Regions from separate parts of the Mus musculus genome. Here region 1 is linked to region 2. A link is a contact called in ENCODE Hi-C or POLR2A ChIA-PET data. All regions are on one chromosome and are shown on one strand. The core of a region is the stretch at or near the end of the contact, and the rest is flanking DNA. Distances in the headings are between cores, read along the strand shown.

Region 1 (6,540 bases), core at 2,233-4,732, 270 kb after region 2:
GACTTACTGAAACACAAACTCTGGAGACAGAATGCAACAATATATATTTCAGTAAATCCTGTATGTAATTCTAAGACCCACTGGATAAAGGGACCGTTCTGTAGTAGCTGGAAAGAGATGCGAACCCACCCAAAGTCTTCCTTGAGGAAGTCAAGTAAAGGCCTAATAAGGCTTTGGGGCAACTGTCAGAAAGGACTTAGCCTGGAGTGAGGAAAAATGCGATTGAACAGTGGGAAAGGAGGCTCTTAAGTAATGCTGTCAAGTCTCTCCTATGGCGACCCAGGAAATACAAACAGAGCGATTGAGCACGGACATTGAAGCAGTGTCTTGTCTAGGGGCCTTTACAACTCAGATAAACTATTCCTGCTCTATGAAATGGTGGGGAAATGTAGAGGGCTCAACACTGTCTTTCTAGCCAGCAAAGTATTATTAAAATAAGAAAGGCCTGGTTGCCATGGCAGCAGGGAAGCAGAAGAGAAGTTGGCATCTTAGTATCTCAGACAACAAAAGCTCTGGCACAAAAGCCTTTCAGGGACATTCAAGATCCAAATTACAGCAGTAGTATAAAATATCAGTTTTCATTTGGGACAAAAAGATTATCAAAAAATGTAGTGGTAAGAGCCCTGTGCAGAAGAAAATAAAAACTATGAAGTGTCCAGAGAGGCAGGTACACAAGAGGAGTAATTACAATGTGAATGAACCTCACAGACAGCATGCAGGCATTCTTAGAAGAACCTAGCAGACGTCATACAGGCATTATTAGAAGCAGGACATTATGCCATTATGAACTAAGGCTTTGCATTGAAAACTGTTATCAGAAAAGCCAGCTGCAACCAAATGAAAATGTTCCCAGACTATCTCCACTTGAGGAATCCTGAAAGTTAGCAATTTATTTATTATTTTTAAACCAAGGAAATACTCCTTGTTGGGTCAAACAACTTAGCATTAATACTCTTGGGGGGTCTGGTGCTGCTCTGATTCTGACAATTCCTCAGCCCCTTGGTATCATCCTAAGCACTGCCACATTGTCATTTCTTGTTCCACACTGTCATACACTAAATAGCAGCTTTTCATACAGTAAACTCTGAAGATACAGCTTTACAAAGACACACACCCCCATAGGAACGGATGGAACTTCCTACCTCTGAAACTACCTCAGGTTAAGTGGTGAGAGCCAGCCTTCCCTGGTGCTCTAACACCTGACACAGTTTGGGAAACTAAGAACTAAGCGAGGGAGCCTAAAAAGGAAAAACAGTGTAATGGGGGAGGAGCAAAGGACAAGTCTTTGCGCATCTTAACCACCAGGGGGCAGCACCACGGGGCTTAGGCATCAAACCCTTCCATACAGAGGCTGTAGATACACTAGCATGCAGTTTCTCTATGCTCTATGGAAGCCGCACCAGGGACTGACCAGCTACGCACGGGCCAGCTAGGAACCTCCTTTGCCTGCCCAGCTCTGAGAAGCTAAGACGTTCAGAAGCGACCAAACCATTTACTGCTCTGCATGCATCCAATCGACCCCCACACAAGGTTCTGAGAAAGTAAATTTTAAGTTAACACTGCTGTTAAATGGGAAGAACACCATTATCCTAACTTAAGACTGCACGCTCAGATCTAACTCCAAAGCCAATGGTCTTCTCTATTTTGCCAGAAAGGGATCCCATCTTTCAAGAATAGCCTATCTGGGTAAAGTAGAGAAAAAAAAATATGTTTACTTTTCACACTCAAGACACCTTACTCAAGACACCTTCAAATTACAAAGGAAAAGACACTAAAAGAAACAAATGAAGCCCGGTGGGTGGTGGTTTTAATCCCAGCATTTGGAAGGCAGAGGCAGGGGAAATCTCTGAGTTGGAGGCTAGCCTGGTCTACAGAGCAAGTTCCACAATACTCCACAAAAGCCAAAATAAACATAAGTGCTTATCTAGCCTCCACACACTGCAGCTCTCCTGTACAGGTAAATGCTCATGCCTGTAGCACCGCTCAGTACTCTCAGGATAAGTCCTGGGCACATCCAGTCTGCAGACGTCCCACACTCAAGCCAGCTCACATACAACCAAATGATCTTAATAGCTGGAACCGTAAACAGTAAACAGGTAAAGGATATAGAGAAAGAGGACCAGAAATTGATGATTCATTTTCAAATCCGCTGGGAACTATATGAGAATATTTGCAGTAAGCCAACAACTCACTCATACAAACCTATTATGAAACCAAAAGCAACCTCCGGCTTCTTTATTCCCACTTCTGTTTCCCTTCTCCGCATTTCTCCTCCTCTCTGTGACACACTCAGCGGCTCGGTCCTTTCATTCAGGGAAAAGGAGTTTCCCCTGATAGACTAGTAACCACCGGAAAGCAATCAACCAACAAAGCAAGCAGGTGAATACAGGAAGCATTCAATGTGGCAGCAGAAACCCAGCAAAAACAACCAATTTGTTCCCTCAACAGGTTATTTCAATTCCTTGAAAATTAAGACTGGGGAGAAAGGGGGAGAAAGAGACGACTTATTGTTTTCCTCTGCAAGACCACACTGTAAAACCAACAAAGACCGCTTCTTTAAGGATCCAAGAGACACAATAAATACCACCCAATTACTCTCCCACAGCAACAGGAAAAGTTCAACACTGCCATTTTCGCAGTAAGCAACAATTAGTCCTGCCGTTGTACACAAGCATCCAGCCTTCTTAGCAGGCACTGGCTCGCAGATCTCAGACACCCTTGTCTTTAACTGCAGCACCCAGGCAGCCCCGAGCGCTAACACCCACCTTCGCGGGAGGGAAAAAAAGGGCCTCTTCTTCTGGGGAGGGAAAACAGTTCACATCTTGTTCCCGTCGCCTGCTTCAGGAACCTAAAAACAGAAGCAGCAAGTCACTAACTCAAAAACCCAGGGCCAATAGATGCTCTCTTTTTTTTTTTCTGCGCTGTTTAGATGACTAGAAAAATGTACAGAAGAATAAGAAAGAGGGGGGGTCGGGTTCTAAGGCACAAGGGGATGCATGCATTTATCAACAGCTAGCCACTCCTTCCTAGGCTGTCGGAAACCCGCAGGTTTTCTAGCTTTGAAGTTCCCTGCCAGTAGCAGGGGGCTAAGGGGAAAGCAGGAGGCGGGATCGCAGGGAGAACCGCTGCCCCCCGCCCCCATCCAGCAGCCAGGGACTGCACCCACCGGCGACACGGGTCGGGCCACACAGGAGCGCCCCGAGGCGCGCAGGATCCGCTCCTCCGAGACGCGTCGGGCGGGCCGAGGTCTAGGGAGCCCCCGGGCCGGGCGCAGGGTCGAGCGGCCGCCAGGCTGGGCCCTCGGGGGCCCTCCCGCGCGGGCTTGGCCCGCACTCACATCCCGCAGCGGCGGACCCGGCAGCCGCCTGCAGCCCTCGCCGGGACGGACGGGCGCCTCCGGAGCCGGGGCCGCGGCCGAGGCGCCGACGCCGCGCGAGCTCGCCCAGAGCGGGGGCCCGCCCAGCCTGTCAGCGCGGCGGGAGGCCGGCGGTGGCCGCTGCTGCCCCCTTTCTGCTCTGCCTCAGCTTCCTGCAGCCCACGCCACGCCCACCGCGCGCCGAGCCCGTCTCCGCCCTCCAGGGGCCGCACGCCGCCTCCGCTCGGCCCCGCGACGCCGGCTCAGCTGCCCTGCTCGGCGGGCTCCGGCGCGGTGCAGCTTCGGGAAAGCGGCCCCGAGCGGCGGAGCGGGGCGTGGGCAAGCCGGCGGGGGTTGGCGGGGGGGCGGAGGCCGGCACGCCCCACTGCGCCTGCGCCGCCCGCGGGGCCGCTCTGCGGGGCTGGGCCGGGACGGGGGAGGCGGCCGCGGGCTCCGGGGAAGCGGAGGCGCGCGTGGAGATTCCCGGGGCAGCCCCCGGGCGAGAGCGCGCGAGGAGGAGGAGGAGCGGGGCGGGTGCGGGTTGGCGCAGCGTGCTTGCGGCCTCGGCTCGCGGAGGAGACGGCTGGGAATGAGTCAGCCCGGCCGGGAAGGCCCCGCTGCGTCCGAGCTGATAGGATTGGCGGCCGCTGCCTCCGCGGAGACTTTCCCCTTCCTGCTTTCGTTTCCACAGGCGGCTCCCTGCCCTAAGCGCTCGGCCCAGGGGACGTGGCACCGTGGACCGGGCGCTGAGACCCAAGTACCTGACTTCAGTTAACCACCACTTCTGCGAAGGGACCGCTTGGAAGAAGAAACGACGTATAGGGTCCCAAAGAGCCACGTTCATTCATTCAAGAATTTGTTCCCTGCTAGGCAAGGGCTCCCAGGAGAGGAGACGAAGGCAGCACCCATTCTGCATGTGCTATTCTCATAGAAGCCAGAAAAGAGGCTTTAAATCTGCACTGCTCTTTGTGTGTGATTGCCAGTAACGGGTACACACACACACACAAAGGTGAGTGGAGATGTTATTTTGAGATGACCAGAAAAGACCTCTTAGAGTGGCATTTGAGCAGAAATGTGAAGGATGAGAACGATCCAGTCCTGGAACTATCTGGTTTCAAGAAAGAAGCTAACAATGAAAAGGATTCTGAAAAGGGAATGTGTTTTAAGGACCAAGAAAGAACCCTCAATGGAAGACAGTAAAAGGAAAGGGGCTAAATAAGAAGACAAAGAAATAACTGGGGTCATTCTGTATAGGGCTTCTTATTTTTTCTCTTAGCCCCAGGTTTGTCAACCGAAATGAAGCATTCACAACACCCACGTCCCCTTATATACGTGACGGATGCTGTTATTCAGATCTTACATCTATTGTTTTTTTTGTTTTTTCCTTTATTTTTGAGTCTGTGAGCCTGGAACTCACAGAAATCCTCCTACCTGCCTGGGGAATGCCGAGATCAAAGGTGTGGGCCACTACACAATGCATGGTTTCTTTTAAGTAAATGTCACCAAAGCTAAAGATAAGGTGGGCAAGAAAAAAATAGATGATTAACAGTAAGCTTATAGGATTTAAGTCCTTTGTCAACCCACACAGGAAAACTGAGTAACTTGTTCATTCTCATTTACAGTGAAAATCATTCTCGGTGAGGTAAGAGTGAGCCAATGATAGTCTTGAATGTTGATCTCTCTTCACTCTGTAGTAGAATGCTTTCCAGCACTAGATGCGATTCCTAGTAGAGGCATAAGCTAGAGATTTGTTCCACCTGTTAATCTTTTCACAGAGTTCCTGCATTCTCTAATAAAGATAAGGGAGAGTTCTGAGGAATCGGACAAAATCTTTTATGACCTTCAGAAACTCTGCACAAACAAGTATGGGGTGGAAGATAAGACATTTAGATTTAGGACGTTTAGCATGGCCAGACTGGAAAAATAAAAGTCAATAGCTAGTTGTCTGCTGTGGCACTGGGTGTAGAGACAGGAGGCAAGATTCTGTCCTTTCTCTGTGGTAGCAGAGCTGCCTTCCATAGGCAAACAGTAACAAGACTGTATCGCTGTGTGAGATCAGCCCTTGTGTTCTATATCTTTGTATAGTTCTTAGGCTGTTGTGCTATAAAGCCAGCCATAAGTGATACCACACTCAGGAGGCTGGGGCAAGAAGGTTCTGAGTTCCAGGCCAGCTTGGGCTACATAGCAAGACTTGGTTTCAAATAAACAAAGCAAGCCTAGGTTGGAAAATTCATGGCCAAGTGTTCCCAGCACCCACGTGGTATCTCACAACCATCTGTAATTTAGGATCTCAGTCTCCTGGAACTGAATCCCAGGCCTCCTTCTGACCTTGGATACTGAGCATACATGTATTACACATATGTCCAGGCAAAACACTATACACATAAAGTAGACAGTCCTAAAAAAGAAGTTATGCAGTAGAAGCTAGGTGGCCCAGGTTTCAATCAAGGCTTTTACCAAGACAGTCACTTCAATTTCCTAAGCTTCCTGTTTATCCATGTAATGAAAAATATATCCTTCTCATCAGAATACGAGGATTGAGTATAATAGCATCATCATACTTAAAGAGACATTTTGAAGATTGGATAGGAAGTATTTTAAAGCCCTTAAGCACAGCTATTAAATGTCTGTTACAGCCATGGAAGGGGCAATTTGCAGATGCCATCAAGCTGGGAAGTATAAAACACGCTCTATCTCGTCAGTAATCCTGAGTCATTTGTCACAATTGCACCCCAAGAAACTGTCTTAGCCACCCTTGATAAAAGCTGAGTTGTAAAGGAGACAGATGTAGGGACTGGCATTTTTACTGTAATCTCATTCATTTTAAATAGCATCCAAAGTAATTGATTTCATTATAACGTGTGTGTGTGTGTGTGTGTGTGTGTGATCACTTTCTTCTGACTCATTGTCTTCTCCCACTGTCCTCTCTCATCCCCCTCACCCTCCTCTACTTGGTCCTTTTCCCCCTCTTAAATAGCACCTCCTTCTGTTCTCATGTCAGTATATTCTATTACCCTTTCTTTCCCCTTCCTCGCAATCAAGAACAGTTCTTCCCCCCTTGTGCACATTCTACTTCACACACACACACACACACAGAGAGAGAGAGAGAGAGAGAGAGAGAGAGAGAGAGGAGGCTCCTTAGATAAGAGGACTCAAAGGCATTTGTCTTCTAGAGTCCAGTGTAC
Region 2 (5,833 bases), core at 122-2,621:
AACCGGACGGGGGCTAGCCCATTCACCCCTTACTTTTTCAAGTTAATTCTCTTATCTACTCGGAACTCAAGGCACGGGAGGAAAAAAAAAAAAAAGCCAGGCTGAAAGCAAAGAATTCTGACCCCATGCTCTTTCTAAGCCTGGAAATAATAATTTCCAGGTGCGGCGCGGACAGACGTGAGCTCCCCGACTCTCCAACCATCCCAGCAGAGCTCTCCAGAGTCCAAGAGCAGCCAAGAAAAGGACTGGAGTCCGTGATGTGTGGGGGAGACCCGGAGCTAAAGTTACCAGATATCTACACTCAAACCCAACAAGTCTTTAAGTTTTCAGAAATCAATTACCACAGGACTGTAAATTCTGACACTTGGTAAAGACCAACAGGCTTTCCGGAACTCCACTAAACAACAACCTTTAAAGCAGGGGTGGGGGGTGGGGGAGCGGGGACGCCACAGCTGCCGGAGTGCTGGGGGACGCTCCAACAGATTGGCTCGGCGGCAATGGGGGCAGAGAGGCAGGCAAGTCTGGGCTCCGCCAGGGAGCTCCAGGCCTGGCGCGCGGCTGTGGGTGCCACGCGGGGACTGGGGTGCAGTGGAGACTGTCCGCGCGCGGCTCCAACTCGAGAGCGAGGGTCGCTCGGGGTAAGTCGGGACCGGCTGGGGTCGCTCGGGGGTAGTTAGTTGGGACGGGACCGCCGTCGCTCCCTCGGAGGGAGTCGGGACTGGCCGGGGTCGCTCGGGGGAAGTCGGGACCGGTCCGGGGTCGCTCGGCGGCAGTCGCGCCAGTTCCAGGGTCACTATAGGGAGGGTGATCAGGATGGTTCTGGGTTCGCCCGGGGTTAGTTGGGACCGGACGGTGGTCGTTCGGAGGGAGTCGGGACGGGGCCAGGGTCGCTCGGGGAGAATCGGGACTAGATCCGGGCCTCTCTGGGGAAGTCGGGACCGGACAGGGGCCGCTCGGGGGAAGTCGGGACGCCGGCGCCTACTTACTCGGCTGTACCAGATGCTGAGGCGGGCCGGGGCCAGCACGGCGAAGAACGCTCTCCGAGGGTCAGACTGGACGTGGAGCGGCGCCTCGGCCGGGCTCCGCGGCGCGCAGAGCAGCCTCTTGGGCCAGCCGCTCAGGAAATACATGGTCCGCGCGCGGCCCCGACAGCCCCCCGGCGGCCCCGGCCGTGTCTGTCACGCTCGGCGGCCCCGGGCCAGGCGCCCACCTCCCACACCGCCACCGGCCGAGTCGGCGGCGGCGACAGCGGCAACTCGGGGCATCTGCCCGGGGGCCGGGCCGGGCCGGGCCGACGCGATGCTGCGCGACGCAGTCTGGGACGCTGACCGGCCGAGGGTGGGGGAGGCGGGCGGCCAGTGGGCCCGCGGCGGGAGGAGCCGAGGCCGGCCCGCCCCGCTCGCCGCTCGCGTCAGCACGCCGCACGGCGCGGGGAGGCTCCGCCCGGCTCCCTCGGACCGCCCCGCGTCAGAACGCAGGCCGCGGGGCAGGACGTCGAGGGCTCGGGACGCCTTGCTGGCTGGCGACCTGGCGCGTGGAGCTGGGGACCGGGATGAGGCGACAGGCTCAGTCAGTGACAATCGGAGCGGCCGGGCCCACTTGCACGATCCCTGGATTGGCGCGACCTCCGGGGTTGAAGGGGGCGGGGCGAGCGGAGCGCGCGTCACGTGACTCCCGGGCTGCGCTTGGAGCTGGGTCTCTGCGACTCCAAGGCTTGGGGTTCGAGTCTGTACCCACAAATCCTTTGTGTGCTGCGGTTTAAAGTGAGAGCTGGTGATGTCCCTGGCCGTACAGAGCTTACATTCTAGGCAGGCTCTTTATTCAGTCACTAAAGTGCTTCAGTCTTGTCTGCCTGTTTAGTTATTAATGCTAGGCGAAGCCAGATGGGGTCTTTTGCAGCCCCAGTAAACTGTTCAGGAAAAGAAATGGACTTAGGTTTTGTGTTGATCCAGACTGGAGATACCGTATTGATGTTTTTAATTTGGGGGTTGGGAGGAATGAAGGGGTGCTCAACTTTTGGACCTGGAACCTTAAAAATAGCTGCAGCTTTTTGTAACTCTTTCAAAGTTTAAAAGTAACAACAAAGTAACAATCCGGATTTTAATAACAATGTAACTTTCCGTAATTGTTCTAACGCTTGCTTTTCGAAGACGTTGACTAAAGTCCCAGCTCACTAGCCTTTTGTTTCCAGAGGATCTCCTAGAATCTCTGTCCTGGTGTGTCCCACAGGCCAACACAGCATTCCTGGGATATTTTAAGCAGAGCAGACCTGAAAACTATTTTTCAGATTTTCATCTGTGTGGACGGAATCTTGATGATCCGAGTTACACCCGCTGGATAAATCAAGAGGTCCAGAGAGGTCTCTGCCTTGCCAATATAAAATCATAGAAGAACTTCGTTGTCTAGTACTTTTCAGACAGAGTTGTACACGTGGCAGAGGAAGTGAAAATGTGCTGCAATTCCATTGAGAATGTTTGCTCTACCTCTACTTCAGTGTGTTCATGTGCCTCACCAGTGTGTCTGCAATCATGGGCAGTGTAGATGTTTCTAAGTAATTTTTAATTGTTTTTTTTTTTGACCTCACTTACTGGTGAGCTTCTGGGTGGGATTCTCCTCCTGTGATCTTTTGTAGCAGCTAAGGTCTACAAAAAAATTAAGAGGATGCTTTGATTTAATTCCACAGAAAACCACAGATGATGGTGCTGGATCATCGCTAGTTAAAGTGCTGGATATGCCCAAGGTCACATGGCCTAAGAAAAACTGCTCTCCCTTCCAAGGACCCAGCAGTCTTTAGACCAGCTCAAGGTGAAGTGTGAGAGTGGCCTGAACATGGACAGGAGGAGGAGACCCTCTGGTCCTTTCTCACTTGGGAGTGATGGGTAAAATATCTCACTGTAAATCTCCCTAAGTGTTACCCACTGTGACTGAAACGTTATATAATATAGACCGACCTGAGGTTCAAAGATCATACTTTAACATTGTGAAATGTGCTAACAATTCCAGTGCTCAAATCTTCTGTCCCCCCGTACCCCCCCCCCATCACCACTTTCTCCCTCCATCACCACTCCAGCCAAACTCTCTGGATGACTTTGAACCTCACGTAAACTGGTAAAAGTAGGTACATATTTGGTTCTATCAGACTTAACTTTTTTATTACAAGAGTACTCTTGATCAGGGTGCATGGAAACAAGTACCTCTATAAACCATGTATTGGAGGATAAGTTGATACAATTTCTATAAAGACTAGTGCCATTATGTGGTCTATGCATGGAGAAAGAGACAGATATCCAGACCCTCCTATATTATTTTGTAAGGAGACACAGAGTTTTAGCCTTAAATCATACCTCATAAGCCAGGCATGATGGATACCTATTGTATTTGGCTATTCTTGGTAGCCGGCTTGACTACATCGGGAACCAAAGTGGCTAGGTACACATGTGAGGGATTTTGGTTTTGTTTATGAATTAAGTCATTGGCAGTGGGAAGAAGACACACTTCTAATCTCAATGTTCTGAGGTGAGACTCTGGGCCACAGCTTCTGCTGGCAACCTGTATGCAGGAAGAAAGCAGCTTTTGCCCCCTTCCTGTTTGTTCTTGCTTTCGCTGGCACATCCATTTCTTCTTGGAATTAAAGCCTACTTCTTTGGGACTCTGGTGAATACCGAAGACCAGCTGAGACATCCAGCCTTATGGTCTGAACTACTACTGGATTCTTAGATCTTGCATTGGTAGACAGCAATTGTTGGGCTTGCTGGATCACAGCCTGTAAGCTATTCTAATGAATCACTGATAGATGGTAGATAGATAGATAGATAGATAGATAGATAGATAGATAGAGATTCATTCTATAAGTTCTGTGCCTCTAGAGAACCTTGACTAATAAACCTGTAATTCCTGTATGTGAAAGATAGACACAGGAATTATGAATTCCAAGCCAGTCTGACCTAATGAGGCTCTCCGTTAAATAAGTTAAACACACACACACACTTGATATACCACAGAAGAAAAATATAGTTGTCCTCCAAAAATAGAATTGTCTTTACTTATAATGGCATATTTTATAAAAATAAAAAAACTATGTTGGAGAATATGCTATAAAAGTATATTAATTGTATTATGAAGTAATACAAATGGTCTACACATATTTTATAAAATATTCCATGCTTATGAAGAAACACGTTTTCACAAAAGGAAAAAAAATTGTACCAAAATGTTGATGTTTTAAAAATCCCTTTAAGTATGGGCATTTAATATGTTTCCTTTGGGCTTTTTTGTATCTTTCTAAATTATGTTTAAAGAATGTATGTTATTTTTGTACTAAAACTATAAAACAGTAACCTTGTTAACAGTCGAATGTTCCACTTGACCTGCTTCAGGTAGGGCTGTGCATCACTGGCAAATCAAAGACAGTAATGCAGTAATGTAGAGTTTCAGGCACTGTCTCAAGAGTATCGAGAGAAGGATTAGTAGAAAATAATTAGTCACCAGACTAAAACTAGGCTCTGTGTATTTGCATATAGTCACAGGTTTCTGAGACAAAGCCACAAATGGATTTTGGTTCTAAGCGTCCCACTTGTAATGTCTGGGGACCCCCCTAAGAGCCTGTGATGCTAGGCACTGCTGGGGTTTGTGGCTCTTCCTTATGCTTTCAGCATCTGATTTATTACACTTGTATGGCGTGCATTTGCTTCTGGATGGACTCCTAATCACTTGTACTTTCTGCAAACTGATAGCTGAGCTCTGTTTTGCTTTAAAGCAATGTGGAAGTAACCAGGCACATGAAAAGATAAGTAATATGCATGAGACAGGATTGCTCTCAGGTTACTAAGATTTCAAGCTGAATGAGGGATTCTTGGGAATTCATTGTGTTATTCCCTCCACTTTAACTTTCAATTTTTGCCAGAGATTTAATTGAAAATATTACAGCGTAGCGGAAATATTCAGATTCAACCCGAAGCTTTGGAATGAATTCCCGCTGTAGGCTGAGTGATTTGTGGTCTGGACAGACTGCCAAAGGCCGAAAGCTTCCCTGTTCACTGCTCTAGTTGGCAGCGTGTATCTGGGAGAGTGGAACCTAAAACTGAGGGGACTAAAGTCTCGTGCATTAGCCAACTTTATTTAGAGCATCAGGTAGTTGATACTCTTGAGGGTTAGGGAGACTCACATGAGTAAGGTTCAATCACAAGGACAAGCCACATGTGGCAATATATATATATATATATATATATTTTTTTTTTCCATAGAGGCATTCGAATAACAACAGTGGAAGTAAACACTCCAGTCTGCTACACCTGGGCGGGGCATGCAGACACATTCCAAGAACAGTTCTGTGTTGTGAAGGAATAGGTCCCAGATCTCGTTTTCTCATAAGCACAGGGCAAGCTCACAGTCTGGGACTGTGTTCCGGCACCTCCGTTTTTTTCTCATTTTCTAATAGCAGGTTATCCAGAGTAGTTCTGATTTGAGATGTAGATAAAGCTAAATGTCCTTTGATCCCTGACTGTCCCCTAAGCCAGCAGATTATGTTAGAACAACGAAAGCATTGTGTGTGAGTCTCTGCCACCAGGAACCGAGATCCAAACTATGTCCAGTATATCACGCTATTATATTGATCAGAAAAATCTAGAGAATAGCTTGAAACGAGACCCATACGATTAGTAGTTCTAGTATCTTATGGAATGTAAGCCCATATTTGCCTTTAAATAGGAATACATATTAGTTATGATGTCCTGTGCAAATGGAAAGTTTATTTAAACCTCGCGAAGAGAATTAAATATAGCCCCTTCATCAGATGGATGAGTGGGTCTATTATGGTCTATTATGGTCCCAGGGT

The links. A loop is a pair of places that touch in the nucleus more often than their neighbours do. ChIA-PET counts read pairs that join two places held with the same protein, here RNA polymerase II (POLR2A).
Region 1: a map of heart shows a loop between it and region 2 (3-fold over the local background). The contact joins the promoter of Jak2 here to the promoter of Ric1 in region 2. A Hi-C loop is called at or near these places in 1 of 37 maps with a recorded cell type or tissue (heart). POLR2A ChIA-PET finds 5 or more read pairs at or near these places in 1 of 5 experiments (Patski).

What each region holds. Positions count from the first base shown.
Region 1 is chr19:29,248,745-29,255,284 of GRCm38, reverse strand. It overlaps Jak2 (Janus kinase 2), which reads right to left and starts at 3,482. Exons shown (of 25, transcript NM_008413.4): 1 at 3,167-3,482; 2 at 2,766-2,848.
Region 2 is chr19:29,517,820-29,523,652 of GRCm38, reverse strand. Ric1 (RAB6A GEF complex partner 1) reads right to left here and starts at 1,371. Exons shown (of 26, transcript NM_001081319.1): 1 at 987-1,371. The coding sequence starts at 1,130. It overlaps A930007I19Rik (RIKEN cDNA A930007I19 gene), which reads left to right and starts at 1,666. Exons shown (of 4, transcript NR_015567.3): 1 at 1,666-1,763; 2 at 2,684-2,805.